2 separate regions of the Mus musculus genome follow, and region 2 is linked to region 1. Evidence: chromatin loops called from intact Hi-C (ENCODE). Cell type or tissue: left cerebral cortex. All regions are shown on one strand. Each heading gives the region's core, and the rest is flanking DNA. Links, peaks and the distances in the headings are about the cores only.

Region 1 (4,399 bases), core at 255-4,254:
TCTATCACTGTGCTGCCTTCTGTTTCCATTAAGATAGACAGGCACCCCGAGGTGCGCCTGACCCTCTACAGATCCTTCATTGTCCTCTCTGTATGGCATTCTATTCTCTGAAGATCCCTTCAGTGGCAACTCAGGCAGAAATTAGCCCTTAGAATAATATTTCAGAGGTAGAAAGATAAACTTTCGTACTAGGGTTATCTAAGCTGTCTTCCTAGGTGGAGCCCTGGGTTTCTAAGGTTGGTGTGCAGATATACCCAAGTGCTAACCAGAAATGCAATCGTGCCTTGGGGACTTTGAGTTTCCTCTTTGCTTATGATAAGGAGAAAGGTACTGCCTGGTATGGTATGTTCCAGATGTGCGGAAAGCCAACTGCCTGGAAGCTGCCAGTCCACAATCCACAATCCACAAACCCACTGCCATCCCCAAGTGACGTGCCTCTGGGGAGAACCACCGGAACAGGAATCTGGGATTGAAATGAATCAAATTTTGAAATCTGGATTATTTGAGACAGACAAAGGATTGGCTGGATTGGCTCCAGAGCTGCCTTCTGCCTATGCCGAGCAACACGCTGACTAAAGGGCAGCAGTTCCCACCCCTCTACAGTCTGTGACAGCAGGGCTCGTCCAGAATATTCCAAAGTATATTTCCACCCAATCAAAGAGTTCAGATTGGACTTTCTCCTCACTTAGGCAACAGATGCCTACCTGATCATGCTCCTCAGCGTCACTGAGGCAGCTCCACTCCCCCACCCCACCCCCCACCCCGACCCCAACCCGATTGATAAATTACCCTCTGTTGCATTTGGGGAAATTATTTACATTAAATTTGAACACCTTTTAATATTTAAATCAAAGAGGGGCCAGAAAGATGGCTTTCTGGTTAAGAGCACTGGTTACTCTTCCAGAAGACCTGGGCTCAACTTTCAATGACTACAAGGTGGCTTATAATCATTGGTAGCTTGGGTTTCAGTGAATTTGATGCTCTCTTCTGGCTTCTGCAGTCATCGGGCATGCATGAACATGGAATGCATGCCCACAGGCAGGAGAGACACCCACACACATAAAGCTAGAAAAATGATAGGAATGGATCCAGACTTACCACTCTGTGCAAAACTGGACCTCAACATAATGCCAGATACGTCACACCTGGCAGAAGAGAAAGTGAAGAGTAGCCTTGGACCGATTGGCCCAGGAAAAGATTTCTCTGAACAGAAACAGAATTAGCACAGGTGATAATACCAACAATTAATAAATGGGACCTCGTGAAACTGAAAAGCTTATGTATGGCAAAGGCCATTGTCATTCGGGTGAAGCAGCAGCCTACAGAATAGGAAAAGATTTCTACCAACTTCATGTCTGATGGAGGGCTAATATCCAAAGATACAGAAAGAACTCAAAAAAAAAAAAAAGCAAAAAACCCTAGATATCAAGAAACAAATAACCTAATTAAAAATACAGTATAGATCTAGACAGCAAATTCTCAAAAGAGGAAACTCAAATATCTGAGAAATACTTAAAAACATACTCAGCATCCTTCATCAGCTGGGAAATGCAAATCAAAATTACTTTGAGATTTCATCTTACCCTTTCTCTTCCTTGTTTATTACACACATGCACACACTCTCTCACACACATATAAACACATGAAAACACACACATGAAAAACCATTTATAGTATATATTACATCACTGCACTCAGGGTGAACTGTCCTCAATTGATAATTGAATTTACTAAAAAGTTGCTCTCTTTTGAAAAATACGAAGAGGCTGTGTCTCTGTTCCTGTATGCTCTGCAGGTTGAGGCAGCCGTAGGATGTTTCTGAATGAGGCTGCCTAATGAAGATTCCCAAACTATAAGTAGGCAAACCCAGAAATACGTCAGCTGCCACCAAAATACCTTCCCAGCCCTACGGAATGTTGACGAGAGTCTAGGAAAGTCAGGCAGGGCCTTGTGAGAAGATATAGGCAGATGGAGTATGGGCAGAGGAAAGAGAGCATTGGATTTATAAATATTTACAGAGCAATCATTAGGCTTAGTGAGAACATGCAGTTTCTCCCTGAACCCACTGCTGGGAAACAATCATACAAAGCATAAAATTACTCAGAGGAGGGAGAGCAGAGTTAATGGGGATTTTTCAGAACCAGTCAGGGCTCTTCCTTCACCCTCTGAGGAAGTGCACAGTCACTAAGCTCAGTAGAACTGAGCTCAAGTGGGGCAGAGGAAGCCAGTTCAGCCACAGGCCTCCAGGATCTCAGGGCAAGATGCCCTCTGTGAATGCTTCTGCCAGTGTCCTCTCTGAAGTGAGGTGCCTCAAGTCACCCCGGCTCCTCTCGTCTGAGTATCATGTAGTGACAGCTCAAGACATGTCCCAAATGTCTCCTTTCAAAAAGGCTCTTTTCAAGCCATGAGAATTTAGCCTTATGCTTCTGAGGAAGGCTCGCATTAGGCAACATTTGTTTCATTCCTGTTTGTTTCGAGCCAGGCTTACACAGCCTCGGTGGCCTGTGGTGGGGCTTGCCAGCATTGGCTCCCAGGAGCCTCAGCATGCCAAGAGCAATCTACAAGTGGCAATGAGATGGGAGGGGCTAGAGATCACAATAACCAGAGAGCTTTGTCCTCTTCAAAGCGACCATCCGAAGGTCCAGAGGCTGAAATGGTCCTTGGGCACAATCTGTTCGGTTTCCTTGTAAAAACTTCCTGATATTGTGATTATATTTACACTCTCTCAGCAAATTGTGCAAGACTTCTGTACACAGTGACAAATGGGCTCAATTCTTGTCATTTCAAAAATTAATTGATTTAAAGTTATATGCAAATTTAAATCCATTTTTTCTTAGTCAGTGTTCTTTTTTTTTCCCTAAAGTAACTATGTAATTCAAAATGTTTTTCCCCCCAGAAGCCCACTGTAGACATCCCAAAATCTTGTCTCATCCCAGCAGGGTAGAAATAACATCATTTTCTACATTTACCTTATTGAGACATATATGGGTATCAATTCCACCTTGCCTCCAGATTTTCCCTAAGTGTTTTGTGGACACTTCACTTCTCTTCAGAAAGCTGTGAAGAGAAGGGATTGGTGATGACCATGTGATGTGTGCGCACACATGTGTGCTCTCTATGTCTTTGATATGTGTATGGGCATGTAGGGATCCTCCGATTCCTGCAGCCGGAGTCACAGGAAGTTGTTGTGAGCCACCTAGTGCGGATGCTGAGAACCCAAGCAGATCATGTGTTAGAGCAGTAAGTGCTCTTAATTCTTGCGCCACCACTTCTGCCATAATAGCCACTCTTTTGTGCATGAATCAGGGGTTACATTTAGAATATACCCAAATCAGTCACATGATAATTAACTACAAAAGTGTTTAGAAGAAGAAAAGGAAGAGGAGGAAGAGGAGGAGGAGACGATGAAGACAAAGAATCAGAAGAAAAGGAGGAGGAGGAGGAGGAGAAGATCAAGATTGACAACACACTGGTATTTGAGGTATGTGTGGAAAATGTCACTGGCTTTTCCCCCCACAGAAACCTGTCCATCCCCAGACACAGGACTGGGAGCACGTAACTAGACTCACCTCACTTCTCCATCCAAACGTCAAGATGCCTGAAGTTTCCCAGGTTAGGGGATCGTTCCTTTTTTTTTCACGGTAGTGCCTGTTGCCCATCAGTGGCCTCTTCCAAACATGGATGCTGCTGTGTCAGGGTTATCATTTCAACAAATTAGTAGAGTTGAAATTATCAAGATAGGGGGAAAGTGAGGTCGAGCTGATCCATATTTCAGAAAGGAGCTAGAGAAGGCTTAAGCAAAGACTAGGGCCTGCAGGCTTAGCAGAGACTTGAAAAACAAATATAGGAAAAAGTATATTGGCTTAAAAGGACCCCCGGAAGGCCAAGGAGACAGACTGACAAGAAGCACCCTATTTGTGACTTTTTTTTTTTCTGAGACAGGGTTTCTGTGTGTAGCCCTGGCTGTCCTGGAACTCACTCTGTAGACCAGGCTGGCCTCGAACTCAGAAATCCACCTGCCTCTGCCTCCCAAGTGCTGGGATTAAAGGCGTGTGCCACCACTGCCCGGCTTATTCATGACTTTTAACACCAGCCGGCTAAGTTCACATGTCAATTGCAACCGACAAGGCCCTGAGTGCTTTGTCATTGAGGTGGTTTGAATAAGAAACACCCCCGACAGGCTCTTGTGCTCGAACACTCCATCTCCAGCTGGTGGGACTTTCTGGAGAGGTTATGGGAGCTTGTAGGAGGTAGAGTCTTTCTGGAGGAAGTATATTATCAGTAGGGGTGGGCTTTGAGACTCTCTAGCCTCACCTCACTTCTGGCTCTTTCACTCTGCTGCTTCCTGTGTGGAATGAAATGTGATCACCCGGCTTCTTGTTCCTGCCACAGCACATAA
Region 2 (4,399 bases), core at 89-4,088, 600 kb before region 1:
TCGATGTGAACCCAAAACAATGGCTTCATGCCTTCTTAGTGTCTGTTATTGTCCACTATATGTCACATACGTAGATGCTTTATAACACAACAGTTCTCTCTCTGTGTCTCTTTCTCTCCCTCTCTCTGTGTCTCTGTCTCTTTCTCCCTCTCTGTGTGTCTCTGTGTCTCTGTGTCTGTCTCTGTCTCTCTGTCTCTGTCTCTCTGTCTCTCTCTGTCTCTCTCTCTCTCTCTCTCTCTCTCTCTCACACACACACACACACACACACACACACACACACACACACACACACACACACACACACTTTTTTGGTCCTCTTCCCCTGGAGATCCTTGACTAATCAGCAAATTAAACATAAAAGTAAGAATGCTCAAATCTGTTTCCAATTATTTTGTGACTAGCATCAAAAAAAATTGAGAAAATATTTAAAACCCATCATTTAATATCAATACGAAGTTGCTTGTATTATTAAAGAAAGAACAAAATTCAGGGATGCATCCTTATTTATTATTTATTTATTTATTTATTACTTCTGTTTTACTCTTTGGGAAAGATAAAAATGTTAGTCAGCACTCACTTTGAGACTATAGCTCTGGGTAGAGTTAGCAAATACGTACAAAAGGTACAGGGAGAACAAACTGCTGTATTTTATGAGCACAATTGCTGATTTTGTTACTGTTTGGGCCTTTCTTTCATGTTAGTAAAATATATGTGTAGGTACTTTGTCTGCTGACATGATAAGATGTCTACCCCCTCCCCCCCAAAAAAGCCTTCTAAGGGATGAAGGCCTTATCATCATTAGCATCACAATCATCAGTGTTTTGGCTTGTGTTTTGAAGGGATGTTGCATCCGCAGACTGGAAGCAAAGACCAGGCAGAAAGAGGGGCTGGGCTGTTAAACTTTAAGGCCCACCCATAGTGACTCCCTTCCTCCTGAGAGGCTCCCCCTCCTAAAGGTTCCCCAACCTTCCCAACTGGGGACCAATATTCAAACACATGAGCTCATGTGAGGGGTGGGGGGAATTTTACATTCAAACCCCAGCAATGTATAACAAATTTATATCCCCAACATATGTATATAATTAGATATAGATAGTATATGCATGTATACAGATGTGTAGACATCTATATAGCATATATATATATATACATATATATATATATAGCATGTATTTATATATACACAGACACATGCACATTTTGGGTGGGGGGTGAAAGAAGAACTAGTTGTTAAATGCTTAGAGGTCCACTGTTACCTAAACATGGCCCTGAGTAGGACATGCTGCTTCAGATTCCAAAACAAGACTCAGCTTCCTATAGTCTACCATCATTTTAAACGATTCAAAGTTCATTTGGAGAATGGTAGTATGTGCCACGTGATAGTCATAGGAAATTTGAATTTTGGAGTCCAGAAATCAACTTTATATGGAGGCAGCCATGATTGTCTAGGTATCTATTGTCTGTGACTGTTTCTGTGCTGATGTGGCATGGGGCGTGATTGTGAGGGAGACCGAGTGTTCCTCAAAGTCTTTGCCCTCTGTAGTAGAGGCTGGGGGACCCCATTCAAGGGTGCAGGGATACATTCCCAAGCTAGAAAGAGTAGACTCAATCAGGTGACCTTCGGAAGGTATTCTTTGTCAAGAGCTCTAGAAAAAAATCTTCCTGGTAAACAGAGGTGGTAAATATCTATAGTTCTGAGAGATGCAGCTCATTGACTGGATACCAAGGACTTTTTTTCCTGGTTTTTTTTGAGACAGGGTTTCTCTGTGTAGCCTGGAACTCACTCTCTAGACCAGGTTTGCCTTGAACTCAGAAATCTGCCTGCCTCTGCTACCCAAGTGCTGGGATTAAAGGTGTGTGCCATCACTAGCCAGCTACCAAGGATCTTGCTAGTGCCACCAAAGGACAGAACACTCCTTGGGTTTAGTTCCACCCAGTGGATGACAGTGTCTTTCATCCTTGGTGCTTGCCCTAAAGCACTGTACACTTTTGTTGGGTATTGTCAAATATTTATTGAGTTGTCTTGCCCAATGTGGCTCAGTTACTGCCTGCGTTGGTGAGGGGACCCCCCTTCAGAATGAAAGGCGTTATATAAATAGTGGCTTGTTTTATGAATTGTTGCAAGTCACAATATGGAAATGCAGTAATTCACTAATGCTATATCAGCCTGTCTGCCTGGGAAGCTGCCTTGCTTCACCCTACCATTTGAATCTAACACCGTTTATATCTTATTTTTTAAAATATGTCCAATCAATTTCTTTTTAAATGAGGAGAAGCAGTAGAGAGAGAAAGAGAGAGGAGAAAAAAAACCCTCCGTTAATGCAGTGCCTCAGCTGAAAGTTTAATGACACAAAAGGCAGGCAATTCAAACTTACAGTTCCCACAGCAACTGTAACTCCGCTATATAGCACATTTAGGCATAGATTTCACAGCATGTACCTCGATACAAAATACTCCTCACTGGGCATGCAAGGGGGCAGAGTTATGGTTGCTATGGGTACCATGACTTTGAATTTCCAGATTTTTTGGAGAGTTTAAATTCTCAACCAGAACAGCACATTAATAGTTCATTTTTTTCTTTTCTTGCACTGAAAATAATAAAGGCCACACCGTTGTTTTCTCTGTCAAACCCATCCCCAGCTCAGTAGTCACTGCACAGTATAAATACCTCCCCAAACACACTCACCCTACTTGCTAAAATTAAACATATGACCTCAGCCAAGGGAATATTTTAGTTTGCAAATTTATACGCGATGACTTTCCCTGGATTAACTAAATCTGCCCTATCATCCTTTCTTGAAATCACCAATAAATTCAGGTTAACTCTTTCAGAATTTGGACATGTTTTATCGGGTGTTCATTGCAGAGAGGACGTGATAATCATATTCATTGTATATGAAATATGCAATGTGTGGATTTATAATTTATACTCTGTCTACTTCCAAAAGGAACTGGAGCCAGCTAACTGCTGGCTTTCATTTATTCATTTATTCCTTGAGCACACCAGGCAACTTTATGTCTATATTGATGGTCTCGTGATCGCTCTTCACTTTTGATGATCACCGGGGACACCAGAGTCTTTGTTTATGGTAGAGATGTCTATGTGTATCTAACTATGAACACATATGTAAACACATAGCTATACACAGACCCCAATCTTAGAGATTAACGTAGAAATAGCTACAATTATTTACTCACTAACTTACGTTAAAGTAATAAATTTGTGAGAAAACAATTTTCTAATGAAAATATTTGTCCTTTCCAAAATAAGCCATGATGGGAAAAGATACTATCAAGGTCTGCCACGAGCCACAGGGTTGCTGGGAAAGTCCATGGTAGTTTTGTGACAGATAAATAGAGAAGAGAAGCAATTGATGTTTTTGGTGTTGTGGTGGTTATTGTCTTGACCTACAAGACCTCTTGGAAGTGTCTCAGATCCCCATGCCATACCTGAAGAGCTAAGCTTTGTGTATATTTGCCTGTGCTGTTCTGTCAAGCCTTATGGTTCTTCTCTGCCTATAGGAAGCTCCTGTTTGTACCTCAAAGCATGAGGGAGGATGATATATTGATGGCTCTTTTAGCTGTATTCTGATAGAGCTTTCCACATACTCCAACCAGACTCTTCACTATGTAGCATGGACTGCACGTTGAATTATCTGCCCACTGTGGATCTTACACTCTGCACTTGTTAAGGAGGAGTCGTATCTCCTATTCTTTTTTTGTCTCCTGCCAATGGCACCTGGCATCCCATATACACAGAGTATGAGAATTTAATCCAACCTGTGACAGATGTAACTCCCAGTCACCAAGCCCTGAACATATTCTTAGTAACTTTGCAGAACTCTCTTGAAATTTAATCTGCACCAACTCTGTGAACGTGGTGCTCTTGTTTTCAATATTTTTTTGGGGAAGAGACTGAGGTATCTTCACAGTTTAATAGGTAGCAAGTGGCAGAGTCGGATGGGTCCTAGCACCATGCTGAGAAAGAGGGAGAGGCCAAAGCAAGAAGCAGAGTCTCTACCTTTAAGACATCTATCACCTAGCTTGGGAGACAAGACACAGAGCACAAATAAAAGGTACATAAAATATAGAAGCCGGTGCATAGACGGCTGTAATTAAAGCAATGCCTACTTTGCAGAAAGAGCTACTGCCCTGATGAGATATTTAGGATCAAGTTTTTGAAGCATCTATGTCTTTCACCTGACCCTTGATTGAGATTGCATGTCAGATAAATATATATTTATTTATAAGTTAACATTTGCTATTGTACTACATCATAGGTTTTTGGCTGTTATACATGTCACATACATTAATATGTTCAAAGCTATTAATCACAAATTTATAAGACTGAGGCACTTATATGTGAACATCTGATTTATTTCAGAATGATGATTAATTA

The links. A loop is a pair of places that touch in the nucleus more often than their neighbours do. Peaks named below come from ENCODE experiments on the same cell type or tissue, not always from the same donor. Only the 100,000 strongest peaks of a DNase experiment are listed, where the experiment ranks them.
Region 2: a loop joins it to region 1, with 2.3 times the contacts of the local background. A loop is called at or near these places in 1 of 42 quality-filtered maps.

Annotation. Positions count from the first base shown.
Region 1 is chr10:68,891,106-68,895,504 of GRCm38, forward strand. No RefSeq gene overlaps it. Among named protein-coding and RNA genes, the nearest start is that of Gm32931, 71 kb to the left of the region's middle. In left cerebral cortex, for the core only: no CTCF peak of the experiment used is centred there; a DNase peak (open chromatin) is centred at 2,463.
Region 2 is chr10:68,287,233-68,291,631 of GRCm38, forward strand. No RefSeq gene overlaps it. Among named protein-coding and RNA genes, the nearest start is that of Arid5b, 11 kb to the left of the region's middle. In left cerebral cortex, for the core only: no CTCF peak of the experiment used is centred there; a DNase peak (open chromatin) is centred at 2,522.